Linked DNA regions of Mus musculus: region 1 is linked to region 2. The links are chromatin loops, found by intact Hi-C in ENCODE. Cell type or tissue: heart. All regions are shown on one strand. Each heading gives the region's core, and the rest is flanking DNA. Links, peaks and the distances in the headings are about the cores only.

The links. Hi-C counts contacts between places; a loop is a spot of excess contacts. Peaks named below come from ENCODE experiments on the same cell type or tissue, not always from the same donor. Only the 100,000 strongest peaks of a DNase experiment are listed, where the experiment ranks them.
Region 1: it touches region 2 in a loop (3-fold over the local background); 13 of 42 quality-filtered maps call a loop at or near these places.

Annotation. Positions count from the first base shown.
Region 1 is chr4:145,124,221-145,128,729 of GRCm38, reverse strand. It overlaps Vps13d (vacuolar protein sorting 13D), which reads left to right. Exons shown (of 70, transcript NM_001276465.1): 28 at 314-485; 29 at 681-793; 30 at 2,108-2,320. Among named protein-coding and RNA genes, the nearest start is that of Vps13d, 69 kb to the left of the region's middle. In heart, for the core only: a CTCF peak has its summit at 2,668; no DNase peak of the experiment used is centred there.
Region 2 is chr4:144,889,943-144,894,451 of GRCm38, reverse strand. It overlaps Dhrs3 (dehydrogenase/reductase (SDR family) member 3), which reads right to left and starts at 1,375. Exons shown (of 6, transcript NM_011303.7): 1 at 743-1,375. The coding sequence starts at 937. It also overlaps a transcript of Vps13d not described here. In heart, for the core only: no CTCF peak of the experiment used is centred there; DNase peaks (open chromatin) are centred at 1,711, 2,101 and 2,971; H3K4me3 peaks cover 1,447 bases; H3K27ac peaks cover 931 bases.

The sequences.
Region 1 (4,509 bases), core at 1,252-3,751, 230 kb before region 2:
GGCATGCTCACGATAGAATTCTGGGCCCATGTGTGCTAGACAAGTTTTACTGAGCTGTATCCCCAGCTTATTAGATTTGAGGATTTTTCTCCATACACATTTGGGACCTAAAACTTGGGACCTAAAACCCTCTCTGTAGTTAAAGTATGGCAGTCACAATACCTTGCACATTGGGAGATACATGACTATTTTTTGCCACTGGAAATTTGAGATTAACTGGTTGATAATGTATATTATATATCCTTACTTTGGCTGTGCTGTGCCAAGGCAGTTAGTGACTTATTTGTGAGCATGGCCTCCTTTTTTCTCATAGAGAAATAAGCCACACTGTTGCAGACATATCTGTCCATGGCAGTCTGTCCTCTGTGCACTGTTCCCTGGATCTGTGTAAATACAAGCTGATCCGAGGCTTGCTAGAGAACAACCTGGGAGAGCCCATAGAAGACTTCATGCGGCCTTATGATCTACAGGATCCAAGGATTCACGTGAGTGAGACTGACAGCAAGTTCTTCCAAGCTTGTAGTCTCGGCTGCTGGGCACCTATGTGGATATTCCTCCAAGTATGCAAGGAGCAGAAGGGCAAAGTGGTGGGACAGCCAGTGAACTAGATTTCTTTATCTTCGAGCCATTTTCAGGTTGGCACCGTCACTCCAGGGCTGACCGGCATTTTGTTTTCACAGACTGTGCTGAGTGGAGAAGTGTACACTTGTATGTGCTTTCTCATCGATATGGTGAATGTGAGTCTGGAGCTTAAGGATCCAAAAGGAAAAGAGGGCACTGGCTCCCTAGCCAGGTAAGGCTTTGCCTAACTCTTGTAAGAACAATGTACCCCATGTACAGCTCTGGAATAGCCTCAGGTAGGTAGCACTTCAGGGCTCTGGTACACTTGGAGCTGGAGCATGGTCTCACTAACATTAAGGAGTGGGGAATGGGGCACCTTGTCCTGTGTCTATATAGTTTTGACACAGTTGTGGGCAGAGTGACACTGGTGACTGCCTCGTGGGTCAATGTTTTAAAATTGAGAGAATTCAGACAGATATAGATAGACAGACATAGAGAATATGAATGAGAACTGTTTGAAAATTGGCAGCACTGGGCTGAGCTCCCTACTTGGAAACCTCTAGAAGCAACATAGCAACTGCTTCCTTTATGGATGTGTGCTGGCTAGTTGAAATCTGTGGTGTAGAAATACAGAGTGGGATTTTGAAGCATGCATTGTATTTTTACCCTGAAAGCTATCCCTTGTCCCTAAGTGGGGTCAGCTAATGCTCTAGTTTTCTAGATAGATTGCTGTTGTTGGTTTATGTATGTATATACTTATTTTACTAGTCCAAGGTTATATGGCTGGAAAGTTGGGTCACATTTGAAAATGGGGTGTCAAGGCTAGTAAGGCCTGTCTGAAGCACTCTGACTTATCCTGATTTTCTGTTCAAAGCCTGTGTGGCCTGCACCCAGATCAGCTGAGGGGAACCATGCCTTGGTGAACCTGCATTCTTGGGGGCCAGCTACTCTCTTGATTTATTCCTTGAGTTTTTCAATGTGGAATGATTCATAATGGTACTGAGCAACTCATAATCGCTCTTTGCAACTTACTCTTTTTCCAAAAAAGACAGTGGGTTTGGATGCACTTCCGGTTGATGGGTCAGTTTCTTACTTCCTGAGTGCAAAGTAGGATGTTGCCTCCAGTGAGCTGTAGTGATCTTATACAGATGTGCCTGCTGACTCTGGAGGGAGAAGCCTCAGGCAAGCTATAATTTCACAGATGACGGTCAAAGAGACCCTGGATATCCATTGAGGATTATGATTTAACATATGGCTTTGTCAGCCTAGGATGGGACATGGGGTGGTAAATCATTAAGGATATAATAGGTTGGGTATATTATTATTCCTCATGCATTCCTGTGGATATAATCTCCTCTCTGCGATTGGAAAGGTTTCAGGCCCAGTGCCACTGACTGCATTTTGAGTGCCCTGTGAACAGTGAGTTCAGGATCTCAGATTGAATGGTACTCTGGTACACTGATGATGCCAATCTTGTTCCACACCTGAACTTCATTTCATAAGGTATGACTGTGTTTAACGTCTCCTTTGCTTTCTTCCCTTTCAGATTTGACTTTAAGAAATGTAAGCTGCTCTATGAGAGTTTTTCCAACCAGACCAAGTCCATTAACTTGGTTTCCCATTCTATGATGGCATTTGACACCCGCTATTCTGGGCAGAAGCCCAGCCATGGCATGACCAATGTGTTCAACTGTATCTTTCAGCCCTCCAAGAGCAGCAGCGCCACCCAGGGCTCCATTCAGATTGAACTGCATTTCAGGTAGTGGAGGCCGATGCCAGCTCTGCCTTCCTTTGTCTGTCTGTGTTGTCCTCCACCCTGTATCCCTCACCTCCAGATAGGTCTCACTGTGTAGCCCAGTGTAGCTTCAAGTTTACTATATAGCCCGGGGTTTCCTTCCTGACTCCACTTTCTCAGTGTTGGGATTACCCCCACATTTGGCTCCCCAACTCTGCCATTCCTTATGGTGATAGTTTCTTTCATGGCCAGTGGGCCAAGTCCCTGTGGCTTTAGAACATCAAAGAGAAACTATGAAGGTGGGCAGTCACAGGCTCACAAGCATCCTGTTAACACCCCTGCTCACTTGCACTATTATGGATTCGCCAAAAGATGTCTCTGTTGCTTTAAAAAAAAAAAAGGAAAAAGAAAAAGAAAAAAAGGAGTTTGGCATTAAGCCAGATCCTCAAAATCAACCTCCTTGTAAGCTTTAATTTGTAAAGTGGCTTGGGGAAGGAAGAAATTATGTGAGTTTAAGGAAAAAACTCAAGCCAAAAAACCTTTTGGTCTGCATGAAAGAAGGGTGGTTTTGACCTGAATGCTATTTATTCCTGTCTGGCCGAGAGGCAGAGAGCGGAGAGAAGAAGGTCTAGAATCAGACAGACCTTATCCCCAAGATAGTCTTCCTCTTCAGAGCAATGCATCCTTCTGAGCTCTGAGATTGACTCTCTTTTATGGAATGAACTAAAATTCAAACAAAAACCTATGCCTCAATCCTTGGGCATGGGTGAAAGTTGAGTCATTCTGACAAGTCACTTGGCACCTCCAGAAGCTGCTGCTGTTACTGTTGTCATAGCTTGTGTGAGATTCTTATGACTTGTAGCTATTCTTGTACTTATATGGCTGGCATTTCAGTGTGCTGCTAAGAAGTTAGCCTTTGAAGGAAAGAGGTCTTGGTGTCGCATATGCCTTTAGGAAGCCTAGCAAAAGAGACATTTTAGTCCTTGTGTACCCAACAGTGGCAATGCTAGTAGCTTTCTGCTGGTCCCTGACTTGACCAGGCACCTTACCTACTGCTAGTTGAATTCTCCCAGATCTGCAAACACGGGCAATTTCTCTCCCATTTTACACTTGAAGAGATAGACACCTGGAGAAGGTCCAAGTGACTCTTGGAAGGTTACACAGCTTAAAAGTCTAGTAGTCACAAGTTAGACCTGGCCTTTGATATCAAAACTGAGTCCCCTTAACTCTCAGACCCTCTGGCCTCTGTCAGTGGCTGAGTGTAGCCTTGGGATATGATGGGTGTGTTTGGCAGCCTCTTTGACGATGTTTCTCAGAAGGGAAGGCTTCTGTGTGTCTGGTCCTGTTGCAGAGGGATAATTTGGTATTTGCTTTATTCTTATTGATCTTGTCTTCCTAAGTAGTCAGTTCTTTGACCCTCCTCATCATGGCTTTAATATACAGGAGGCCCAAAGTATTATTCTGCATATATACTAAAGGTATATAATTTCATGCAGCCAATCAATCAGTTCTTACCTCGCTCTTGCTAACAGAAGTGCCCTTGTTAGTGAGAGGAGTGAACTGCTTCAGGAAGAATTGTTCTTCTGTTGGGATTTTGTATGTCAAATATAAATCACTTCACAGTTTAAAGGCTTGAAATATTTTCCAGAAGCAGAGTCTGACACACTTACTTTCCAGTTAACACTGAATTCTGACAGTCTCTGCTCAAAATGGGCTGGAAAAATTTTATGGAGGGCAACATTTTTTGTTCATTACAAAGGGTAGAGTGTTTCTGTGACAAGTGCAGTGTGTGAGAAGGAGCTGTGTCTTGCCATGCCCTTTAAGTAGAGGCAGCGAGCCAGGTTTAGCAGAAACGAGACTAGAGAAAGTAGCCTTAGGCACGTCCCTAAGTCAGCCTTTCCCAAACAGGCTTGGAGGTGAGTAAATGTACAGCCAGAGCCAGGGTCTTTTTCATAAGCTCAACCTTCAGACGCCATGACCTGTCACTAGCCTGTCTCTGGCTTTCCTTCCTCTGTGTGCTAGTGTGGTAATAGAGCTGGCTATTGCCCTGAGGACACTGTGGCTTCAGGCCGGGCATGGGAGACTTTCTTGGGAACATTGAAGACTATAAAACAAGTCCTTGTGCCCTGCCTTTCCCTCTGCCCCATTTCCATTCTAGGATACGTACTATCCATCTATGGCCTTCCTCTATCCTCTTCTCAGGCTAGAAGATT
Region 2 (4,509 bases), core at 1,046-3,545:
CCACCTTCCAATCCAGCTGAGAAGGATCCCCTCCGATGAAGAGGGCGGGGGTGGGAATCAAGGTTGAAGGTGAGGACAAGGGCTCTCTTTATCAGCGGCTGGCTACCCCCTCACCCCTCTTTCAGAATTTTAAACACCTGGGCCTCCCAGTCTTTCAGCCGGACTAGACCATCCACGTCAACTCTCTCCTTTACAAATCTGAACCGAGCACCCTATCTCACGTCCCTGCCTAGCTGCAACCTCTCAGCTTGTTTGGGACTAGGCAGCGAGTTGCCAAGCAAAATACCAAGCGCAAGCTAGCAGGGGGTTTGGCTTCCAGCTCTACCTAGGGGCGCGCGCACACCCTGCGCTTGGCAGGGTGCGGGCAAAGAGAGAGAGAGGGCACTACACCTTAGAGAAAGAGTCATGCGGCAAAATGGGTGGGTATTCTAGGTATGGTAGTTGGTAGGGGTAAATAGCCAGCGAGATACCAATCCCAGGGGAGCCAAGCAACTCAGGGCCTGCCAAAACACAGTCCGGTGCCCGGGAAATCTATGAAGGATGAAACCGACTTGCTTCGCAGTCCCAGGTGATGCAAGGAGTGGGTGGCTTGAGACTTTCAGATCGTTGGCGCTGGTTTCCGCACCCGCAGCAGGTGGGAACACCCCCCACGACTGCCTCCCCCTCCCTGCGTGCCAGAGTCCCTTTACCCTCAGCGCCCACTCCAGGTGTCGCAGTGCCACCCCGCCCCCACGCCGTGTACCTTTCTGGCGCCACGCTCTGCGAACTCCCGAGCGAGGTGGCGTCCGATGCCTCTCCCACCGCCGGTGATGAGGACTGACTCCCGCGACAAGTCCCGAAGCTTGGGGGGCAACACCATTCCCACGGCTGCTTTGGTTACCAAATAGATCATTTGCAGAGGGAACACTACCAGCGCGCCCAGCCATTTCCACACCATCCTCCGCGCGGAGGAGCGGGGTACAGGGGGAGGTGGTAGGAGGCGGTGGACAAAACTCCCCGGACAGGAATTAAAAAAAGATAGAAAGAAAACTCCCCCAAACAATAATAAACTAAATAAGGAAAAGGAGGCGTCCCACCTGGTCACTCTTGAACTGATCTCCTTTCAGATGTAAAGGACAGGGCGAGGAAAAATGGGAGGAAAAAGAAAAAAAAAAGAAAAAGAAAAAAAAGATAAACTCTGCTCTGGCGGAGAGGTAAAAAGCGTCTCAGAAGATTGGGACGGTGAGAGGGGCTGTGGAGAGTCCAAGGGGTGGGAAGTTTTAACAAGAAGTTTCTTGCCCCAACAGCCGTTTCGGCTGGGAAATTCACAGGTAATGTTTACAGACCGACAGAAGAGTTTAGGCAAGGCCAGGGACGAAAAAAAAAAAAAAAAAAAGCACCAACCACAGCGCGCACACAGCTACAGTCCGCGGTTTCAAAGTGCAAGATTAACAAAACAAACAAACAAAAAAGCTGTTTCCCAATTGTAGCGCCCCCCTCCAACTTTCTCCAGAAAAAGAAAGGGGGGAAAAAACCACACACAAAAACACCACACACAAAACCTGGGGAGTGATTGCAGCTCCCAATTTCAGTCCGCGAAAGTCTCCCGACTCATTGCTATTCTTGGGCTCAGGAAATTGCTTAAACGCGATCTGATTGCCAGCACCGTGCAGGAGAAGTGGGGGGTCCGGGTGTCAGTTTCTTCTCGTGCACAGCTCGCCCTCGCGCGCGCCCGCTCTCTCCGGTTCCCTCCTCCCTCTCTTGCAGCCCGGGCTGGGAGTTGCCGCTCGGTGTGGCTCCCTCTCTTCCCCCCTCCCCTTTAGTATTTATTGCCTTCTTTTTTGTTCTTTCCAACTTGGTCGGGCCCGTACTGTGGAGCACTCGTGGATAGGACGCCCTAGTCTGCACCGCCCTATTACTTCGTCCGCGGGGCAGCTGCGGCGTGGACCGAAAGGGCGCCCCCTCCTTTTTTTTTTTTTTTTTTTTTTTAATACCCCATTAAGTCTGATTGACAGTTAAAGTTGTTGGGAGGCTTCACTATCGTGCCTCTGAGTGGCTGCGGCGACTTCCCCTCCCCCTGCGCCGTGGCGGGGCACGCGCCTAGGCGCGCACCCGGTCTCGCTGCGTCTCGCACTCCCCTGGGACTCGCTTCTCATTTCTGCAAGCTGGAACTTGCTGCCCTAGTCCCCGAGGGCTCGCAGCCGGAACTCGAACACGCTGCAACCAACTCTGGCAAGCCAGCTTGCTGTATCAGACCTGGCTCCCAGCCTGGGCCAGGTGACCACCCCTGAGCGGCCGGGCAAACCGAGGGGAAACTCGCGCATGCCTTGATGCTATTGGGTCGCCAAGGGTTCATTTCAGGTCACTTGGTCATTCTTCTGCCTCCAGGTAGGACCAGGAGGTTATGTTTCATCATTGCCTGATTCCCATTTTCCTTCAAAGAGTGTACATCCGAAGTTGTATTAACGTGAAGTCTCTCACGTTGAGGTAGAGGGACCCCTTGGGAGGCAGGATTTTGCTTTGGGAGAAAGGGGAGCAGGGCAAAGGACCTCTAACCCCAGGTGCCAATAAAATCCCCATAAGATTAGCTGGGAGCTTATTTATTGCTTATCTGGGCTAGAATTACCTTGACTGACAGCAATTTCCTTAATAACAGAAGCCTGTAAACAACACGTCTTCAAAGCTATGCCACTGTTCAGTTCATCCAGTGTCCCCTCTCTGGGTGCCCTTACCCCGCTGACCTTTTGGGCACCCACCTTGTAACCTCTTGCCCACCCCTTGTAAGAACGTCTCCCTGTTGGGAGGGCGGGACCCAGCTATTTAGACTTGCCTGTTGCGGGAAGTCTAGGAGGTGAGTCATGAGAAGCAGGCCCAGTTAAAAGTGCTGATGAGACTTGCCACCCGCCCCCTCTGCACATCCCTGGGCGGGAGAGGGAGAGACAGCCAGGGAGCCTGCCCTATAATCTGGGGCAGCCCTTTCCAGCCCTGGACGTGTTCAGGCTGGGAGTCCTGGGCCTCAGCCCCAAAGACTGATCCAGCAGGCCCTGGGTGCACAAGGAACTAACTGTGCTTTTAATATTCCCCGCCTGGGTGTGAACAAATCCCTTTGAGAAGTGCTGATTTGGGGAGGGGGTGGAGATCACTTCCTCTTTTGCCAACTACTGTAGTTCTGGGGAGAAGTTGTCATGAGAACTCTTAGGTTTGGATGAAGGGGCAAGGAAGCCGTTCTCCTGTGTGGAGCTCCTGCGATCTGGTCTGACATTCCACCCTCCAGCTGACCTCGCCTTGGGGACTTTGTCATCCTATTTCCCAGGTTACCCAGCCAGGAAGTACAGGAGGAAGAGATTCAGTCCAGACCTAATTTCTCTTCCCATCCCACCCCACTCTGGCAAGAAGGCAGGAGAGAGGTGGAGGACAGGCTTGGCCAAGAACTGCAGTGAAGAGTCCCTGCAGGCTCCATTCTTCTTTCTAAAGGACTCTCCAAAGGGCTGGCCGTTGCCTTCCTTAGATCCCACCCCACCATGGTGGCCATTTCGTCCATCTTCCAGGTCTATAAAACAACAGGAAAGAAATGGCAGTCAGGGAGGGTCGGACTCTTGGCGCCCAGCGGTTGCTAAGGCCTATGTACAAGACACCAAGTAGGGGAGACCCCCAAAAGGCTGCATAGCTTCTGCCCTCATCTATTATCCTTGGAGACGCCTAGTGGCCAACATGGGACACTGCACCTCTAAGCTACTAGCGTTTTCAACACTGGTGGGGCTAAAGAGCTATTCTTTTTGCTTAGGCCTTTCACTCCATGTAAGGCTAAGGACTTGTAAAGATCACAGCCTCTTCTCTACCTGTTTCATAGCAAAGGTTACTAACACACGGAGATCCAGCCATTCACAGAAAGACACGTATGTGTTCATCCTGTTCAGATCAGATGCTAGACCAGCTGAGTGACCAGGAGGACCCTTGTCCATGTCCCACAGGTGTATGTTTGGGACAGAGGTGGAAAGGTACTGTGAACCCCAGTGGATCTTCACACGTGTCTTATACACACTACAATTTCCCAAATGGTCTGGGGAGGTGGGTGTTATGTGCCCTCTCAACGCAATTAAGGAAACTGGGCCCAACAGATAAGTAAGCAATTCATTCAAGGCCACACAGGCTTCTCCCTGTTGAGTCTGAGCTGGAGTCAGAGGGGAGCAACAACAACAACAACAACAACTCAAAATAAAAGAATTGCCCCCCCCCAAACAAATTAACAAAACAAACGACCAAACAAAAACCGGCTAGGCAATTCCAAAAGCAACTGTCAGATGCAAGGTCTGGCCAGATGCAATGGCCCTGTTTCTACTTGGTCTACTGTCAGGATGTGGATTTTGTGGTCCTGGTATCTGTGAGCTTAAGGCTTCCCCCAGCATCAGCTTTCCAGAGATGAGCTGTCACTGTCTTTATCCATTTCCCTCCCTACACCTCAGTTCCCAGGAAGATAGGGGTGGGGGAGCACGGGGCTAAGGCTGCACAACTAAGTAGGCTGGTTTCAAT